Linked DNA regions of Homo sapiens: region 2 is linked to region 1. A link is a loop called in an ENCODE intact Hi-C map of the cell type or tissue named here. Cell type or tissue: Calu3. All regions are shown on one strand. Each heading gives the region's core, and the rest is flanking DNA. Links, peaks and the distances in the headings are about the cores only.

Evidence for each region. Hi-C counts contacts between places; a loop is a spot of excess contacts. Peaks named below come from ENCODE experiments on the same cell type or tissue, not always from the same donor. Only the 100,000 strongest peaks of a DNase experiment are listed, where the experiment ranks them.
Region 2: a loop joins it to region 1, with 2.7 times the contacts of the local background. A loop is called at or near these places in 7 of 110 quality-filtered maps.

Annotation. Positions count from the first base shown.
Region 1 is chr11:12,719,417-12,730,019 of GRCh38, forward strand. The region is part of intron 2 of TEAD1 (TEA domain transcription factor 1); the gene reads left to right. Among named protein-coding and RNA genes, the nearest start is that of TEAD1, 50 kb to the left of the region's middle. RefSeq lists a silencer at 6,246-6,540. In Calu3, for the core only: no CTCF peak of the experiment used is centred there; DNase peaks (open chromatin) are centred at 4,525, 5,125, 5,435, 6,405 and 1 weaker place.
Region 2 is chr11:12,764,827-12,775,429 of GRCh38, forward strand. All of the region lies in intron 3 of TEAD1 (TEA domain transcription factor 1), which reads left to right. Among named protein-coding and RNA genes, the nearest start is that of TEAD1, 96 kb to the left of the region's middle. RefSeq lists an enhancer at 2,214-2,713 and a silencer at 6,976-7,270. In Calu3, for the core only: no CTCF peak of the experiment used is centred there; a DNase peak (open chromatin) is centred at 5,405.

The DNA.
Region 1 (10,603 bases), core at 1,148-9,147:
TGCTCCACCTCATGCCTTGCTGAGTGCAGGCAGCTCAGCCACAGTCCCTAACCACACATTGCGGCTCTCTACCTCTTAAGCTATGCTCCTTGCTTAACTCCAGATGACTTTCCAGCACATTGCTGACTCTCCCCTTTCTCTTTCCAGTCCTTTTTTTTGGGGGGAGGGGGGGCGGGGGGCTGTGTCAAAAAGGTCAGGCTAGGGGCAGGGATTTGTTTTGTATTGAAAAAGACAACCAAGGCTGAGGTAAATCTTGGCAGCCTTTTCAGAATTTAATCTGGGTGAAGCCGTGGGTTGGACATGGGGTAGGGGTATTAGGATATTGGTTCAAACTGCGAAGAACTTGGCCAGCTATACAATCTTGAGCTAATAGCTAAAAAAACTCTGACTTGAAAATTATGGTTTGTGAAAAAACATTGAGGGCATAGCCTCCTGAAAGAGGGGAGGGCTGAGTAGGAGGAACATAGTCCAGGTGGCATGATCTGTAATGAAAATTCAACTTTGCAAACCGGCGTGTGTTTGGAAATCTAATGTTTTTTTTTTTTTTTTTTTTTTTTTTTTTTTTTTTTTTTTTTTTTGGGGGGGGACCCAGCCATGCTGTGTCTTGTAGATCTCATAGCCAGTAATCTGCTGAGGTGGAGCTCTGGCCTTGGTCTCTCCTGGTAGTGAGGGGCATCTCTCATTATATAATGTTGCTCTGCTAATTAAGTCAGGAATAATGTCTATGGCATATTTAATTTCCAATTAGACTACTTTATGGATCAATTTGAATTTAATGTTAAATCTAATGTGGAAATCATTAAAAAGTTAGATCTCTAGAGAGAGGAATAGGCACTTACTCTGACTATTAAAAATAACAGTTAAGGTCATGTGTTAATACATTAAGTGTTTTTATGTGGACTGGGAAGAAATTAGTAGAGAATGCAGAACATATAGATACATAGATAGTCTGCATGCTTGTGATTTGGGGAAAATTCTGGTGTTCAGATCAAATTCTACAATGCTTATAGTAACTGCTGCAACAGATATCATTTACTGCAACTTTACTGTATGCCAGGCCCCTGGTGAGTACTTTAAATGTATTATTTAATTATCAGAACAACTCTATGAGGTGAGCATTATTACTCCCCTGTATAAATAAGGAAACTGAGGCTTGGAAGGTGAAGGTCTCATTGTCAGAAAATGGTGAAGGCAGGATTTGAATCCAAGCCAATTTCATTTCAAAATCAACTCTTGACTAGATTGAGGTGCTATGGAAGGTGCCCAATAATTGTAACCAGCAGAGCTCTGTAAGTGGTCTGAGTTTAAAGCCCATTTGCTTCTGAAGTGTTTGTTGCTGCTGATAATTTGAAGAATGGCATCAGCACTGCCATTATTGCTTTAAGGAACAGATATGGGCCCCAAGGTGCCAAGCCAAGACCCTCTCCCAGCATTCCCAGGCTAAAGGGACAGTCCTCAGAAAATGTGACTCTCTGACCATGACTTGTCTGAGGTCAGCCCCGACACTTCCTCTGGGCAACTTCTCAGAAGTTAACTCATCCAGCACCTTCAGTCTTGTGTGTACCTTGGATTTCCTTTGGACCTTGTATTCTTTATGGGTTATACTTTCTTGTATTCTTTTATTTTTCATGTTTGACTACCCTGTGTTTAGTTAGACAGAAGAATGTGGTTCTGAGTCCAGACTCTCACTTACTGCCTGGTGTATTGGACAAACCATTTAATCGTTGCTAGTTACTAGTCTCCCATGCAGTGTAGTTGTGAGGTTTCCTTGAGGACGAGTGAGTGTAGAAGCACCTGGCTCAGTGCAGGTGCAGGAAGAAAGCTTCCCTTCTTGCGTTCTTGTTCCCTCCCCTGTAGGAACAGCATCCATTTACTAATGAGATGACCAGGTTCAGGAGCACCACATTTTTTCTGGCTCTTGCGAGTGCCTACTGTTCATTTATGCAACCACTGTGTATGAGGGCACAGTATCTCCAGTCCCTGTTCTAGCAGCTGGGGTTACTTTGTGGAGTAAGAAGGATGATCTGCACACACCCCTATCCCCAGCATCCTGGAGCTGACACTATAGTGGGGAGGAGAGAAGGGGCAGGTTAATAAGCAAACAAAGAAAATAAATGCTGTATATAGTTGGATGTAGATACTCTCTGTCAGCTCACTCATTCATTCATTCACCCATTATTTCAACGAACAGTTCTAAATACACATTATGTTCCCAGCATTATGCTAAGCATGGACATGTGAAATTGGATAACGTCTGTTAGCCCAGGAATTATTTCAACAGAAAAAAAAAGTCTGGAAAATATAGATCACTCTCTTGTGTTCTTCCCTTTTGAACATCCTAACTCTTTAGGGTTAAATACTCATTTGAGCAAGTACAAGCTTCTAAATATACCCACTCCTCAAGCCCCCCGCCCCACTGTCCAGCAGGTTTTCCTGTTGATAGGACAGTGGACGTATGAGTTTGAGTGTTTGGCAGATGTTTGCATGATTCTTAGATCAGTGCTTCTCAAACATCCCTGTGCGTAAGAGTTGCCTGGGAGGCTGGTTAAATTCAGATTCAGGTGCCTCACTCCTAAATATTCTGATTCACTGGGTCTGGGTTGGTGCCAGTTGTCTGAGCTTTTAGCCTGCAGTGCAGGTGAATTGGTTGCAGGTGGTCTGTGAACCACACATGGATGAAACAGTGTCATATTCACACCAGGCTGGAAGAATGTTTAACCTCTTCAGTTTAAGGAGGAAACTATTTCCCAGGGAGTGGAGGGGCTCTGAAATTCGAAGCTACAGTGACAAGATGGGCCAGGACTTTTGAACAGAACAGATCTGGGATCTCATCCTGTCTCCACATCTCCTAAACCTGGTCATCTCCTCAGTAAATGGATGCTGTTCCTACAGGGGAGGGAAGAAGAACGCAAGAGGGGAAGACTCCTTCCTGAGTGCACACCATGCACTGAGCCAGGTGCTTCTACACTCGCTGTTCCTCAAGAAACCTCATGCAGGCAGCCTTGAATAGGTCATCCGGTAACATCCCTTTCCTCATCAGCCTGCCTTGCTAGGTGGGTAATGCTGAGAGATATGGTTGGAAAGACCCAGGCAGAGTATAGGATAGAGACTCTAGGGCTAGGTTTTGGTCCATGCTAAAAAATAACATACAAATTGGTTTCCCAAATTCCTGATGGATTATTTGAATGTGAGTTGAGTCGCTGCATATATACCCTGTGATTTCTCTCTCTTTCTTTTTTTTTTTTTTTCACAAAAATACACTATAACCGCAAAAAAGACAGTCAAACAAAAGAGGGAAAAAATTCATCCAGAACTAGCTCAGTACCCTAACACAACTGTTTTCATTTTAACTTTTAGCCCTTGTCTGTATGCAGGCATGTTTCTCTGTATCTGTAATCATATGTAGGCTCAATTTTGTATTCTGCTCTTTTCAGTAAACCTTAAGTAAATGCTTTCCAAATGGTTATGTAGTCTTCAAGATGATTTTTAATGATCTTACAATCTATCATCCCACAGGCTGAATTTACTTAACCATTCATCTACTGTTGGACATCTAGATTTTTTTTTTTCTGTAGTTCTGTGCTATTATAAGTAATACTTTGGGATATGGCCTTGTGCTTATTGTGGATTTTTTCCTTAGGGTGAATTCCCAGGAGCAGGATTTCTGGGTTAAAGGGCACAATTATTTTTTTGGCTCTCAATGGATATTGCTAAATTGCTTTCCAAAAGGGTTGTACCAGTTTATGATGCCACCAGCAGTGCGTGAAGGTACCAATTTCAGCATCTTGGCTTGCACTAGATAGTATAATTTTTACAAAAGTTTGGCTCAATGGTGCACATCGTTTAATTGATATTTCTTGGATTATGACAAGGTTGAGTATGGCTTTACTTACTATGTTTTGAGATTTTACTTAGTATTTTTGTTTTCTTACAGTCAGGACCTAGCTGTGGTTGAGGTCAGATTTTCTGTGTAGAGCTTTTCAGACTCTTGAATTTTACAGCGAAAAAACAAACCAAACTAACAAAAACCAAACCCAGAATTCATCTGTAAAATAAATACTTTGGACATATTTTGTGGTTGGATTAACTGTTCGTGATTTTAACTTCCTTATAGGTCATAAGTTAATAGGGCGGTATTTGGAGAGTAGCGGGGCTTTTCCTCTTCTCCTTAGATTCTCCTTTGTTCTTTCCCTCTACCATCCCCCCATTTCCTGTTTCCCTCCTCCCCTGTAAGCCCTGTTGTTGTCTTTTTGGAGATAAAACATAAAAGGATCAGCTTTTAGTCATGCTCCTTCAACTTATAAAATGTAGGTTGCCTAAATTATGTAGTACAGAGTGAGGATAAAGAAAATCACAGTATTGTAACACATTGCCTGTAACTGCTTTGCAAAAGCAAACGTCTCCCACGAAATCTTAGAAAGGTGTGTTTGAGGGTGTAATCTTGGCTTGTGGTGCAAGGGAGCCCAACTTGTTTTTCAAGTTGGTCTTGAATAAGTTTGTTCTTTCTGGAATGCTCGCCATCCTCAGTATGACAGAGTTCGCTTGATGACAAACTCTTTTACTCTCCTATACATACCATGGCCACTGAACTGGTTTGTTTATTTGCCTGGGGTAAATGATTGAAACACATTCCCCTTTGCAGTGGTGCTCAGCATTTGATAGATGATTCTTATTCCCCAGGCTCCTTCATGGTGATGCCAAGCCCAAGTCTAGCCTTCCAGTGGCCCCTGAGGCCACACTGTCCCCTCCGCAACAAACACTGAGAAAGACACACACTCTCTTGGGTGTGCACGTAGTTTATTGAGCTCGTGGGCTCTCCGTAATGCTGCCCCACTATGCGCATAGTAGGAGAATCCGATATTGGCAGAATAACTGGGTCTATGTACATAAAGTAGAATGATCGAGGCTCGATTTCAATTTAATTTGTTAATGAAACAAGATGGATCACATTTTCCCTTCCCGCACACCTCTCGGGCTGTTTGAGATGAGGCACAATTAATTTATTTGTACTGTCTGTGGAGGCGTATGCCAGCTAATGTAGTGCAAGAGCTTTTATCTTTATGTTTGTAATGAAGAGGGGCAGGCCGCTGGCAAATTGACAAGGAGTGCTGATGACTCATCCTCTGAATGCGAGTGCTTTCTTCTGAAATCATAAAATGCGCGTGCACACGCAAGCCTAGTTCCTGTTTGAAATGGACAGAACCCCTTTGGGAAAGTTCAGGTGCCTTTGAAACACTGCAGGGGAAAGAACAGGCCAGTGAGGCTGTTTCTCCGGCTCCCTGGCCTGTCTTGAGGGCAGAACCTCCTGCTCAGTGGGGGCCCTACTCTGGGATGGGAATTCCCATCCTCTCCCTGCCCTCTCCTCCTCGCCCCTCCTTTCCTTGGAAGGCTGGCTCCTTTGTACTGGTCTTTTGTGCTCCAGTAGGCAGCCTTCCCCACCTGCCAGGCCAGGTGCCTGGTTCACCTGGCGAGGCCTGTGCTTCCGGGGCTGCTCCCTAACCTTGATCCTGGGCAGTGCCCTGGGGCTTTGCTTTATGAGGCTGTGGATTCTGGGGCCTGGTTGATTTTAGCCTGGGAGTACACATGGGATTCCTCTGGCCTTTGCTTGAGTTCCCCAGGCCTGGGCTTGGTGGTGGCTGTGTTGTCACTCTGTTGATATGCCTCAGAAGAAATAGTTTACACAGTAACTAAAGTTGGTTTGGCCCTTTACAGTGTGTAAGGCTTTCTGGCATTAAAACAACTCTGAATTGGATATATTGTTACCCCACTTTATGGATGAGGAAATCGAGGTGCACAGAGGTTAAATGGAATGTCCATGATCAAGCAGCTAGCCGGTGGAAAGGTAGTGGGGACAAAACCTTGGACTTTAGAGTCTAAAACCTGACCTTACAATTTCTTTATAACATTCATTCATTAAGGACAAAATGAAACTTTTTCTGCATAAGAAATATATAAATTCTCTTCAAGAGTCATGTGAGAGTTTGACAGCGGACTAGAGTGACTATGGTTAACAACAACGTATTGTGTATTTCAAAGTAACTAAAAGAAAGGACTTGAATTGTTCCCAACACATAATAATGATAAATGCTCAGTGTGATGGATACCTTAAATTCCCTGACTTGATCATTACATATTCCATGCATGTAACAAAATATCACATGCACCTCATAAATACGTAAAGTATTACGTATCAGTTAAAAAAAAAATTAAAAAATATGTGAGTGAATATACAGATTTCTGTAGTTCAGTAGAATAACAGGAAATTCACAGGATGCTTTCTGGAGACTTAAAAGCAAAATGTTTGCAGTGGTCTGAGAAAGAAACCCTGAAGATTGTGGTCTAAGAAGTTTTCCTTCCTGTGTCAGATGCCTGGTCGAGCTGGTTGTACAGGAAGGCTAAGTGCATATGTCCCAGTCAGTCCTGTCACCCGGGTGTAAGCAACACAAATCACTGTGCATGGTTTTATTGAATTTCAGAGCCAGAAGGAACCATGGAGATTTTACAAATGAGGAAACTATGGCCTAGAGTGAGAGATTTTGTGTTGGGAAGAATTCCATTCATTTACCCAACCATCCTTCCACGCGTCCAACAAATATTTATTGAGCCAGTTTTGGGCTGGGAGATAAGGCTTAGGCTGTGAATGAAACAGGCACAGTCCTGTCTTCAAGGAACATAAAATAGCAGATGACACGGCTGAGCAGGAATGAGCATGGCATGGTAAGGGCAGTGATGAGTGAAGTCAGGGTAGCTTGAGGCACATAGGTGGGGCACATAACTATTGGAGTGGGAGAAGGTAGTTAGGGAAGGTTTCCTTGAAAGAGTGGTACCTCTGGTGAGACTTGAAGGATGTTGCTGAATGTCATTCTAAAAATGGAGAGGCTGTGTTGGCTGAGAATTGGGACGTCATAATTCTCAAATCCAACTGAAGTTGGTAAAAGGTTGTATGTGCTTGGAGACCGCAGATACTAGGCTCTGAGACTTAAATGCATGTAAGAAGTGGTTGCTCTAGGCCTGTGCTGTGCACTGGGGGAGTCACCAACCTTGTGCGCTATTCAGCACTAGGAAGGTGGCTAATCTGGGTTGGGATGTGTCATAAGTAAACAATGACCACTGAATTTCAAAGACTTAGTATGGGGGGAAAAAAAGTAAAACACATCATGAACAATTTTGGGCTGGGCACGGTGGCTCATGTCTATAATTCCAGCTCTTTGGGAGGCTGAGGCTGGCCAATTGCTTGAGCCCAGCAGGGGCAACATGGCGAAACCTCATCTCTACAAAAAATACAAAAATTAACCAGGCGTGGTGGCATGCGCCTGTAGTCCCAGCTACTTGGGAGGCTGAGCCTGGGGAGGTTGAGGCTACAGTGAGCTGAGATTGCTCCGCTGCATTACAGCCTGGGTGACAGAGTGAGACTCTGTTTCAAAAAACAAATGTATAATTTTGTTTATATTGATTATAAGTTGGATAATTTTTGGATGTGTTGAGTTAATAAGTTATTGAAATTAATTTCACCTGTTTCTTTTTATGTCTGAGAATGAGTCAGCTGGGTGTGGTGGCTCACAACTGTAATCCCAGCACTTTGGGAGCCTGAGGCGGGCAGATCACTTGAGGTCAGGAGTTCAAGACCAGCCAGGTCAACATGGTGAAACCCCGTCTCTACTAAAAATACAAAAATCAGCTGGACGTGGTGGTGCACGCCTGTAGTCCCAGCTACTTGGGAAGCTGAGGCAGGAGAATTGCTTGAACCTGGGAGGCGGAGGTTGCAGTGAGCCGAGATGGCACCATTGCACTCCAGCCTGGCGACAGAAACAAAAACAACAACAAAAAATGAGTCTACTAGAAACTGTAAAATGACAACTGTGGTTCACATTATAGTTCTGTGGGTGGGGATGCTGGATGGAGAGACTGACGCAGGAGAGGCAGCTCCATTGTTGGAGTGAGGGGGTTTTAGAATGAAGAGCTGTGAATCGGGTCCTGTGGGCCCTGGGGCATAGTCTGTGGTAGGCGCTTCGCATCTCTGAACCTTGCTGCCCTGTTTCTGACATCCCCTTAACTAACACCCATCCCACAGTGGGGACTGAGGATAAAGTCAGAATGCCTAGGAAAAGCATTTTTTAAAAATATTAAGTATGAAGCCATTGTGATCCATGGTTCTCTTTGTAATAAAAATTTGGGATTAAGGCCATATATACCATACTCTGTACTGTATACCGATAGTTCAAAAGACAGACAAGAAACCTGGCCAGTTATAAAATAGAAGGTCGAAGTGTGGGAAATGCATTCAGCACAGAATGAATTACAGAGTGGGAGTGGATCTGTGTGAGATGCCGTAGATAAGAAAATTCCTTTTCTGTTGCACTTGGCTTGCTCTACTCTAGGAATTCCCTCACCCTTACATGCAAGTTTGTATCCAGGCTTTCATAGTCCTTGTTCCTTGTTTTGTTTAGTCTCCAAAGGCCAACAAGGAATATCCATATCTTTTTTTTTTTAAATCTTCAAGTATTTCATATTGTATTCCTGAAACTCCACACTCATTAAATGCTTGAATGAATTGCCATTATACCACTGTTTCCTGAAAACCTGGGTGTGTCAGGCATCTGCTGGGCTGGTAGGATGATGATGGGCAGGACACAGCCCCTGCCCTCAAGGTGCTCTCAGTTGGGAATGAGACAGAATGCAGTGTGACCAAGCCGTAGTAGAGGTGAGCCTGAGGACTGTGGGAGACCTGAATAGTGTTCCTAACTGCTAAACGTGATTTAAAGGATGACTGAGTTAAAGACAGCAAAGGAGGGAGCTAAGGGACAGTTGTAGCTGCCTGGAGTGCACTCTGTTGTGATTCTCTTTTGGTCAGTGAGACTGTGGATCTGAGTTTGCATAGGATCCTGCCAGTCCCCAGGGGTCTCTAACACCGTGGCAACATTCGATATTAATGTTGCACCTGTATATTAGTTACACTTTTCATTGCTGGTTTATGTACTTCAAAGGTGTAGCACACAGATAGCCCTCCCTGATAGAGAATGACCCCGGTTAGTTGGAAGGCTCTCAGAGGACCAGTGGGGCAGAGACAATTCGGCAGCACTGAGCAGGGGGTATCTGAGGGGTATAAGGTAGCTGTGACCTGGCATAGAGTTGGCAGGCAGACAGTCATTTCAGTGGGAGATAGCATCTGATACTCATCCCTTCGGGCTAGTCTTGTAATAGCGGCAGATAAATAAGCTGCCTCCAGTGTGTTTCCAGAATATCTCTGTCTGCAAAATGTCTTTGAGGAGATGTTTGACTTGCAAGCCTGTGGTTGATAAAATAAATACATTTTAAAAATGTAAACCTCTCTGAAAGAGGTTTTAGTCTTTTCTCTCCCCAGGGAAAAATAAGGCCCTTCTTTAACCTCTTTTCTTCCCTAAGTGTAGAATTCTTGCCATGCTTTATAAGAAAAAACATTTTTTGGAATGTAGCACCTGTAGAAATATAAAGGGGTTGTGCCCAAACCATTGGACCATGGCTATTGTGTGGGTGGTTTCTTGGATGTTTTGTGAAGAGGTATCAGCCCTGACACCTGCAAAGCTGGAGGAGCTGGACTTTAGAAGTGCTTACATTGTTTTTAGCTGAATTCTGAGGGCAGGCAGCTGTAATGAGTGATTCTCTCTAATATTAGAGGAGCCTTGCCATTCAGTGACATCTGCTAGAACAGGACTTGGTGCCTGGAAAAGTACCTCACACAATGTAGGAACTTCATATATAGTTATTGAATGAGTGGATAACTGAATAAGTAAGTGAATGAGTGAATGACTAGGGCCCTTTTCTGGGCTTTCAGATCATGTGGACGAGATTCCCCAGGCCTCTCTCTTGCTGCTTGAGGGTAGTCTGTGCAACAGCAGCGTCAGCATCACCTTGTTAGTGTTTCTGAATCCTGGACATCTTGTTAAGCATGCAGATTCTCATTCAGTGGATCTGGGACAGTGTCTAAGAATCTGCATTTCTAAGAAAGTCCCAGGCAATGCCATGCTGGTCTATGGACTACACTTGAAGTAGCAGGGGTCTGTTAGGGTTCAGTGAGATCATCAGTAAGTCTGTAATAGGTGCTCAGCGTGCACTAGGGATTGTGGAGAAAGATGGAAACCTAGGTTCTCTTGTTAAAACTTGTAATCATGGTGAAAAATCAAGACTCATCCTTATAAACTGGAGAAAATCCATTCATTATATTGTGTGGTATGATAAATGGTCAGGAGAAAGCTAGAGAGAGGAATGAAGGACCTTGTGGAGATGGTGCTTGGGCCATGGTGTAGAATCATGAGATGCTAGCATTAAAGTTGTGTCTGCTTCCAACCCTGTGTGATCTCTAAGCCTCCCTGATGGTTGGCTATCCGACTTCTGCTGAAATGCCCTCACGATAGAGAATGCACTGGGTCCCTAATTCTCAAGGCATGTTGCTCTCCTCATATCTTATGAGATGCCCTGAGGAAAGGGTTTGCCCAGGTGAATAATGCCTGCATGTGTTGCTTATTCCATCCACACGCTGCAGATTCACAGCGCAGCATATTAAAGGCTTTGCAATGCCTGGCACTAAGACAGCCAGTTTAACTTTGTATTACCTAAGGTAACTGGG
Region 2 (10,603 bases), core at 1,747-9,746, 46 kb after region 1:
CCTGGTGCTCCCGAATCCCTTGATTGCCCCCAGCCCCCTTGAGGAAGAGCCAGCATTCTAGATGCTTATATGAAATCTACTCTTTTTAAAAAGCCAGCACTTTTTTTTTTTTAAAACAACTCTGTACAGGCCAGAGAAAACATGTATGTGCATGGGCTTGATCAGCCTCTGAACCACCAATTTGCTACTTTGCTGCCAGTTTGCAGTTGAATGGTCAGACAAGGCATTAGCACCCTGGGTCACTGTCACCATCTCCCCTTCTTTGGGGGTTGCCTTGAAAGGCATTCTGAAGGAAACACCAAGAGTGCCAAGGAGAGAGAGACCTGTTAACTATTTGGCTCTGGATGCCTAGGGCAGCAGCAAGGATCCACCTGCCGGTCTGGGGCTTGCTTGCTGGGTTTGGGCACCCCCTAACTTCCTTCCATAAATGCTTCCAGCTGCAGACCTGTACTTTTTGGCTGCTTACCTTTTGGGAAGCAGATGGCAGGTGTAGTTGCTTGAACATTCTGCTTGTCTAATTGAGCACGTTGAGTTGACAGAGTTCGCACTGTAGCTGAGTCTAAAAAGATGCAAACACAAATAACCTAACCTCAAAGAGAACTGGCTCAGTATTTTACCTGAGGTTGTTAACTTCTCATGGGAGTGATTATTTCTGAACAATTGGAAGTCTTTTTTGTAATAAGGTGTTGTACCTTTAATACTGCACTTCCTCTGTCAGGAGCCGTAGGAGACTGTGGCTTCAACTAGCACACACTGCTAAGGAGAAAGCAGATGGTGGTGCAGCTGCCACCAGCTGTGCCCCCACCCCGCCCTCCTCCTCTCCAACTTGGATGATGTAATGGAAACAAGGAAAATTTTGCTTTCTGCAGCATTGGAGTCTCTCAGCCTGTCACACACAGGGGAGAAGGAGACCCAGGCCTTCAGCATTTGTTTTATGCTCCCATAATATCCTTTGTAGCCAGGGAAGCCTCTTCGTATCTGGTGAAATGGACTGGGGATGAAATATCTCAGCTACTATGGGAAGAGTGTTTCAGGGCCCTAGATTTTCTCTATGTCTGGATCTTTCCTGGTCTCTTCATCTCAGCCTGGCTATTTGCTTTGTGGGTCTTATTTTCATACCTGAAAATGCAGCTCCCTTTCTTAAAGGCAGAGAAAAGCATTTTAATCTTTGAAGCTTCTTTGAAGATGATTTTATTATGGGTAGTGAAGGGTAGCCTTGGGACACTACCTTGTACAACTCTCATTTGCTTACCCAAAAATGGTTTCAATTTAAAACAAAGGCATAGTATTAGAAATCCCAATGGGGCATAACCACTGCACTTCATTTCCCACAGGAAATACTGGGAAAGGTCCTGTCCTTTCAGGAATAAGGTTTTGGGGCTGAGAACATAATTCAAAGCACAAGTTAACTTTTGTCAACTCCAATTTTGTATTGTTCTCCATTGAGATTTTAGTTTATAGACAGCAGCCCTGGTGGATTTAACCAATTTGCCTATAATTCAATTATATAAATATTTTTATGTGAAAATAATTGTATAAGAGCTCTTGTTGGTAATTGGGTCTCAGAGGCAGCAGGCTAAGAAGAACAAAGAGAAGCTTTGGATGTGAGTAGCTGTATCAACAATGAACTTGAAGATTTTACCCTTGGTCTTGGTCTCAGTTTTCTTCTGTGTAAAATAAGATAGTAAAGTAGTTGATGATGTCCATGGGTCCTTTGGACTCTTCCATTTTGTGATGCTATGGTTTTGTTTCTTGTCACTGAGCAAGAGGGTCAGTTTTGACAAATGTGGTGCTGCTTGGGAGCCTAGCCTGTCTTGGGTACCCAGTGTAACTTAAATTCTGAGTGCTTCCTGAGTGTGCATGGTTTTGATGTATGGATTCTTTTCTCCTTAACTCAGCAGCACATTTAGTGACCGTGTTGGTGGCTAACCTGATTTAAAATGGGACAGTCCTTTTGAGCAAGCAGCATTAGGAATTTTAACTCATTTGGAAGAACAATCTTACTGGTTGTGGGTTTTTCAGCAAGTGGAGTATACAGCCTGGGAGAGTGTGTATCCTAATTGGGGCTCAGAAGATGCGTTGGATGCACTGTCCTGCAGCCACCCCCACCTCCAGGCAGCTGCCTTGGGGAGGAAACATCCCCCCTGAACTCCCTGTCTCTGGTCGACATGAGGAGCTTTGCTTCTACTGCTACCTTGGAAGGGAACCATGGTGGTTAATGGGACTATTGGTGGTGGAGACTGGACCCCTTAAGAGGAACTGCCCTGGTTGACTGGGAGCTGCCTCTGACCTGCCTGTGACTTGGAGGATGAGAGACAGTTGACTTGGGAGTCTCCCTGTTGAGGCCCCAGCCACTCGAGAACTGAATCATATGAGCAGTGTGGGGCCAGAGCTACTGTCCTGGGCTTTTGGCCTGTTCCCCATCTTACCATACATGAATTGGGACACAAACCAGACCAGGAGTCAGGGTTTCTTAAGGCCTTAAAGAGCATACTTTTTTTCTAAGGGTTCTGAAAATGAAAACATTTAAAGCATTTTTGAATTCCATGCAGTAAAATAAAAACGGTTTAGTCTTTTAGTGAAATACCGAGTGTTTTTTACTTGAAAGGGTTATGGTTATTCCAATATTTCAGAGCATTTGTAGAGTGCTTTGTGATGTCACTAATCCTGAGCCATTGGAGAAACAAGGTCAAGTGATTTATTTTGGTAATGAAATTTTGTTCGTGGTTGGCAGTAGGGCAAATGCAGTCTTATAAAGGAGAAAAAAGGACAACTCTATGATGAGGTTTTTGGCCACCGGAGGAGGTGGCTTCATTCGCTTTCTGCTAACTTGGTCTTTGGGGAGCTGAGACTTTATGTGTTTGGGCTGTGTGTGGATAGGTGGCTTCTGCTGTGGGCACCCTTATGTGTAGGCAGTCGTTTTTATGGATTACTAGAAGGGGTACGAGATGTCCTTTGACCTGGTTCCTAAGGGCATGTGTGCTCAGTCCCTGGGGCTCTCTCTTTCTCTGTGCTTGTCTTTTTCATTTTTTGTTTTTACACAGCTACGTGTGACTCTTTTCCTGGTAGATCATGGGAGAGGAGATAGATAGCAGGAGGACAAGATGAGAGGGAAGTTCTTGATCAACAAACTTATCCAGAATTGGATTTCAGAGGAGCAGGCTGTAGTTTAAAACAAAACAAAATAGATAGCAAACCACGGGAACACCTGAATTTGTTACTTTTGCAACTGAAAATCCCAGTCAGATAGACCCCATAATCAAATAGGGCAGGGACAGGAACTAACCTTCACTGGTTGCTTGCTGTAGAGGCAGAGAAGTATATAACACTTAACAGTCTGGACTCTATAAATAATATGAATCCTGGCCCTGCACTTCTAGATATCAGATTTTTATCGAGTTACCTTACTTCTCTGTCTCAATTTCCTCAACTGAAAAGGAGGATTAGATAGATCTTACTGTGTAGGATTATTAGAAGAATTAAATGAACTAATTGTTATCTGGAACACCACCACCCCCTGCAATGTTTGAACTGTATCTAGCATATAGTGAGAGGTATGTAAGTGCTTATGAACTGAAAACAAAGAAGTGCTCTCTGCCAAGCACTATGCTAAAGGCTCCACATACAATTCTGTCTAATGCTCTTAACAATGCTTTGAAGCTGGTATTATCATCCTCACTGTATAGACAGGAAGCTGAGTCTGAGAGGGGTAAAATGGCTTGCACATGGCCAATATAAATGGTATAGCTAGCAGGTTTCAAATTCAGGGCTGTCTGACTCTACATCTTGGACTTTTCTACTGAGCTTTTGTTCCTTCCTTGGTAGAGACCGTTATACATAAATCCAGTGAATCAGTATTGAGCCCCAGCGCAGCTGTATTCCAGCCCTGTGCTAGGGGTTGTCAGGGATACTGTAGTGAACCAGACAGACATGGTCCCTGCCCTCATGGAGCTATCTCAAGTTCATTTGCAGGAAACTGACCTGAGGTCAGGACTGTGTGCCAAAGCTTTCTGAGAAGTTTGAGAGCCCTTTGAAGATGGTCACCTTCCACTTAGCCTTTTGAAGCCTATTCTTGGCTACCAAGGTCGAGGGCACCTGGCCTGTTGCTGGCAGGAAGAAATCATCTCAAATAACATAGCGGAGAGGATCCCAGATCACAAGCCTGGCCTCGGTAGTGGCCAGGAGGATGTCTGGAAGATTCTAGTGCCCTAGGATCCTATAAGCAGTCTGGGCAGAGCTGTTGCTTCCAGACATCTTCCTGGCCACTATTGACTTTCTCCTTTTGCAAGCAGATGTCTTCAGGATCCTTGCTTAGGTCAGCTCCAAGGAAGGACCCTTTCTTACTGGGATACCAGGACTACTGGTCAGCCCCAGAGACCTGAATTGTGAGGACCAGCGAAGATGAGGGGGAGGGTGTCTCTAGTCAGTCCTCCCCCGCTGCTGACCTGTGCCCTGCCCACCAGGACAGCATAGGACTTAGGATTGCATCTTTCTTTACTTCATAGGAGCAGAAGTCAGAAGAGGAAAGAGGGCTTTTTAAATGAGGTAGTGGCAGAACTGACAAGGGGGTATCAGAATGAGAGTGCACACAAGTAAGTGGGAGTATGTATTGATTAGTCAGTACAGCAAAGAGACTGAAACCTGTGGTCGCTACACTCCTCTGGATGCAGAGGACTGGTCAAAAAATTGCAGAATCATCCTTTTATAAGATAGTATGTTCTCATAACAGCTCTTTGAGGATCAGGGAGGTAGGCTTTGTCAGTGGAGGCCCCAGAGCCCTGGTGTGGAAATGGCCATAGACTCCCAGCCCTGGAGGGTCTCCAGGCCTTGGCAAAGTGTTCTTCTCGGAGCTCCATATGAACATCATGTGGCATCTTTGATTTCCTCTTTCGGACCTCTGATTCAGGGTGTTATTTCAAGTTAATTGGTTAGAAGCGTGAAACAAACAGCTATGTGGTAGAACAGGCTAGAAGCTCCCAAAGCCGGGACCCCACCGATCACAGGATGTATTTCAAGGCCTGGAATATAGAAGGTGTCAGTAATGTTTGCTGAATAAATGCTTATGGGAGATGAATTATGGTTCAAACAGAGAACGTAGGTGATTAAGCCTGTAAGCCCTGAGGGCCTCTCCTGTGGGAGGAAGTGGCTAGAAAAAAAGAAGGAAAAAAAGAGGAAGATGTTTATTTAATGATCTTAGATTGAGAAAGAAGAAGCCCTATTTTTTATGTTGGCAAATGTTAGTTGAAGAGATAGAAAAGATTTCTGCACAAAATATGGACAATAGCAGAGCAAGGGTTAATTCTGGAATGCTCAGAACAGATGAGTAATGGGGAATTTTTGAAATAGTTTGGTTCCTGTGAGAATAGCAGGGCCAGCGTCATCAGCATTTTGATTGGGAAGCTTAATGTGTGGGGGGTATGCAAAAGTGTATGCACAAGGTGTGAGCTCATGTGCAATCCGGGTACAAAGTAGCTAATTAAAGATGGCTCAAGAATTGGTCATAAGGGAGGTAGAAGGAAAAGAACATGAAAGTATTACCAAGTTATGCTTTCCAACAGCTTTTCTGTGGCAGTGGATGAGCCCTGGGATTCAGGAAGATGTGGATTCATAAATCATTTATTGAGGGCCTGCACTGTGCTTTGAATGTGATGGGGACAACAGACATAAAATAACTTAAAAAGCTGACCTGTGTGAGCAGTTAACATACCAGGCACTTTCCCATTGCTATAGGATGTGCGATCTTGATTATTCCTCAAAAACAACCCAATAATATAGGTACTGTAATTATGCCCATTTTGCTGCTGAGGAAAGTGAGGTCCAGCAAGGTCAAGTTATTTGCTTGAGGTCACATAGTAAATAAGCTGTGGAGCTGACATTTACAACCAAGCCAGTCAATACAAATGACTCCAATATTGATATGGAAGGAAGTATATTCTGTACTAGAGATATACCTGGTTTAGTAGTGGAGCAGCACAAAGTGTGATCATTTATGATTGGGGAATTGACTTGTATATGTTTGAGAATGAAAGAGAGCATGAGACAGACAGACTTAGCTAACTTTGAACTTTGGGAAAAAGATCATGTAGCGGTTTTTAAACTTATTTTGGATTATAGATTATTTTGGATTTCCACCCCTTGGAGAATCTGTGGAAAGCTATGGACCCTTTCCCCCAGAAAAATCACATATTTGTATGTAGTTTTAGGACTGTTGCATGTAACTTCAGGCAAGTTCTGGAGCACAGGTTCAGACTTGCCCCATTGGGGAAAAGGAGAAGGGAAGGGCATTCTGGCTGAAGGAACATGTGATAAAGGCATGGAGGCCTGGAAGGGCACAGCCCTGATGTGCTTAGAAATGAAAATATCTCCTGGGGGAGGGGTACAGGAGCCAGCATTGTGTCGTTGCGGGTCCGAGTGCCATGCCAAGGTGCCTGGCACTCATCCTGGGGGCAGACGGAAGCCATTACATTTTTTTCAGGAGAGATGACATGTCTCAGCCTGTGTTTGACAAAACTAGATCTGAAGGCGTGAAGACAAGTTAGATGGCTGTTACAGTAGTCCGGTAGGAGAGCCTGAGGCCTGCACTAGGATGCAGGCGGTGCTGGTAGGAGGAGGGAGTTTCAGAGATAAAACCAACAGAATTGGCTGATGGGATGAGATTTGTGAAAAAGAAGGAGTTTGATTTCAGGTTCCACTTCTGGCTCATTGGGAGGATGGTGGTACTGTTAAGCGAGATGGGGAGTGGAGGCAGGAGAAGCAGGTTTGTAGAGAAGAGAGGAATGAGGAGTTAAGTTTTGTCATATGCTTGATGTACTGGATGACCATCCAGATGGAGATGACCTGTAAGGAGTTGGAAATTCCTGCCTAGAGCTCAGTCAGATTGAAGTTGCAGGGGTAGTTTGGAGCCTCATCATCAGAGAAGTGATCTGATAATGGCCTGTGATGCCCAGGCTCACAATTTATCAAGGGCAAAACTGGCATGGATATTAAATGGAATGTCTGTAGCACTGGGAGAGTAAAGTGATTGCCTTTTTCAGAAAAGGGAAGACAGATTAGTGGTTCCCAAGGCTCACTATCAACAGAAACACTCAAAGAGCTTAAAAGACAAAACAACTACTGACTAAGAATATCTGGGAGTATGGCCTGGGAAACTGTATTTCTAAATGCTCCCTGAGTCATTTGGGTGATCAGCCAGGTTTGAGAGCTGCTGGGCTAGCTGCAGTCTGGGTCCAAGAAGACAGGACCACATTTTTAGAGTGATAAACAAGTGAGCAGAGAATGAGGCTAACATTTGAAGCAGTCTTTATGAGGTTTTGGTGCAGGAAATGAATGACGCTAGTTTCATTCTTCAGTTTATGTTCACTTTCTACCTAGAGGGAACATTACCATGACCAGGTCTTCAGAGAGTTTGACCATGCATGGAAGGAGACACGGTATCCTGAAGGGCAGAACAAATTAAGAGAAGACTTTTTCTAGGACAGGGGAGACACTTGGCCATTTGGTTAGTTGGGGAAAAGAATTTATGAGTTGAGGATGTATTTGATGGAGCAAAACCCAGAAGAGACTTTAAAGGGAAAGGAGCCTCTTTTCCTCTGATGCAGAATGGAGGAGGATGGGGGGAGGGCCGAGAGGGGGCCTCATTGCTTCTCTCAAATGAAGGTTATTGTGGGCTTTTGAAAAGTAGAGCAAGCTTAGTACAGATGTACAGTATAGATGTTATCATTGACAGACAGGGATGATTAAAAGAACTACTCAGCAGTGAGTATTAGCAGAGAGTATTACTTTCTTTTTTATTTGAAATTTTTGTTGAGATACTGTAGATTCACATGCAATGGTAAGAAATAATACCCAAAGGGATCCTTTATGCATGTTGCCCATTTCCCCCCAATATGGTTACATTTTGCAAAACTGGAGTGTAATATTGCAACAAGCGGGATATTGGCATCCACACAACCCAGTGATACGACTCAGATTTTCCCAGTTTTACTTGAACTCGTTTGTGTGTGCGTACTAAGTTGTGTACACTACTTGTTGTGTGTTAGTCTTGTGCAGGTTCATGTCTCCACCGCCACAATCAGAATACAGAACAGCTCCAACACCACAGGACCCGGGTTGCCCTTCTCCCTAACTGCTGGCAACCACCGATCTGTCCTCTGTTTATAAAATTTTGTCATTTCAAACATGTTATATAAATGGAATCAGACTACATGAACCTTTTGGGATTGGCTTTTTTTCAACTCAGCTTAATTCCCGGGAGATTCATCCAGGTTGTGTGTATCAAGTTTGTTCCTTTTTATCATTGAGTAGTATTCTGTGGTGTGTATGTACCACAGTTTGTTTAACCATTCTGCTGTTCAAGGGCATCTGGGCTGATTCCAGTGTTCAGGCATTTCAAATCCACTGTGAACATACACGTATAGGTCTTTGTATGAAACTAAGTATTCACTTACATGGGATAAATGCCCACGAGTGTCATTTGCTGGCTCATATGGTATTTGTACATTCAGTATTTTTTTCTTTTAAACTGCCCAAGTGTTTTCCAGAGTAGTTGTACCACTTTACATTCTCACCTGCAATCTAGTTTCTCTGCATCCTCACCAGCATTTGGTGTCATCACCATTGTTTATTTTCATTGTGATAGGTGTGTAATTGATACCTCATGTGGTTTTAATTTGCATTTCCTTAAAGACTAACGATGTTGAACATCTTTTCATGTGCTTATTTGCCATCTGTATATCCTCTTCAGTGAAATGTCTGTTCATGTCTTTTGTTCGTTTTCTAATTGGAGGGTTTATGTTGTTACTGTTGTGTTTTTGGAATTCTTTTTTCTAGATACAACTCCCTTTTTTGGATATGTGGTTTGCAAAGATTTTCTCCTTATCTGTAGCTTATCTTTTCATCTTTTCTCATGGGCAAAGCAAAAGAACTTTTAGCAGAGCAAAACTTTTAACAGCGAAAGTTTTAATTTTGATGAGGTCTTATTTATTAGTTTTTCCTTTTGTGAGTCATGCTTTTGGTGTTGAGTCTGAGAACTCATTGCCTAGCCCTAGGTCCTGAAAATTTTCTCCTGTGTCTTGTTCTAAGAGTTTATAGTTGTATGTTTTAAATGTAGGTCTGTGATGCATATTACTTGTGAGGGAACCCATTGTCATGATTCTGTGATTTTCTTTACAAGAAGGTTATTGGGTTTATTCATATTTTGACAGTTGTTATGGCTTGGTCGTAGGAGTCTAAGTTGGGAAAGTGACAGGGTGAAGCTGGAGGGGCTGGTAGGCCATGAGGCATGCTGTTCAGAGGCTCTGGTGCATGTAGGAGAGGAGGCAGGACAGGAGGCTCTGGTCATGCATGGGAGAGGCAGCACTGAGATTAGAGATGGAAAGATTTCAGGGGATGAGTTTCGAGGTGTGGCCACAAATACGGTCAACTGATGTGAATGTGGGCGATGGACATGGGAGATGAGGAAGCAAGGCACTGTGAAGCTCATCCACAGTGACTTGATTAATCACTTAGATGCTGAACTTCACAGTGGTAAAGTGTGCATTTTTAAAGAAGGTACCGAAGTAAACCAGGTGCTGAGGGATTTCTTTGAGGAGTACATGGCCCCATGGATATGCATGGAAAGATGTTGATAGAGTGTAAGTGGTGTCTAAAAGCAGAGAGCAGAACAGTGGGACAGGAGGTATATCAAGGTCAGAAGAAAATGCCAACATTTCTACCTTCCTCTTCCCAAATTCTTCAGTTGGTCCAAAACTATACCTGTTTGTGATGTATAGTTATAGTTACATGGGCCAGCCATACAAGCTCTTTGAGCCTTGTTGCCATCACCAGTAGAATGGGGCTGGTAAGTCAGCATGTTTCTTTCTACCTCTCAGCAATGTTGAGAGAAAATGTAATTATGTATGAAGAAGTTCTTTGAATTCTTAAAATTAATGGTTTAATTAATTTAAACAGAAAACCAAATATCGCATGTTCTCACTTGTAAGAGAGAGCTAAATAAGGAGAACACATGGACACCGACACATAGATGAGAGCAATAGACACGGGGCCTGATGGAGGGTAGGAGGAGGGAGAGGATTGGGAAAAATAACGAATGGGTACCAGGCTTAATACCTGGGCAACAAAATAATCTGTACAACAAACTCCCATCACACGACTTTACCCATATAACAAACCTGCACATGTACCCCTGAACTTAAAAGTCAAAAAAAAGGAAGTTATATCATATTTTAAAAAAGTAATGCTTTTAGAAGTTAAGCCTGTTCAGGACTTGTTGGAAAAGTAGGAAAGAACACTATGGAACCATCAAACAGAGTTAAGCATCCCTAGTTCAGTTAGAGGGCTGTGTGGTTAAGGGAGAAATTGAGCTGAGCCCTCCTTTCTTAGGGTTTCTGTCAAAGAACAGGGGGACGGGGAGCTCCAGGGCAGACTTTTAGAGATCAGAGCCACAAATGATGGAAGGGACTGTTGCTGGGCAGAGGTTCATCAGGCCTCCCTCACAGTGGCCCTCCGCAGCATCAGAGGGAAGTAGAGAGTGGGTGGACATTTGTGTTCTTAGCAGCACAGGCCTGGATTCAACGATGTTTCTCTGTTCTCATCCCCACCGGAC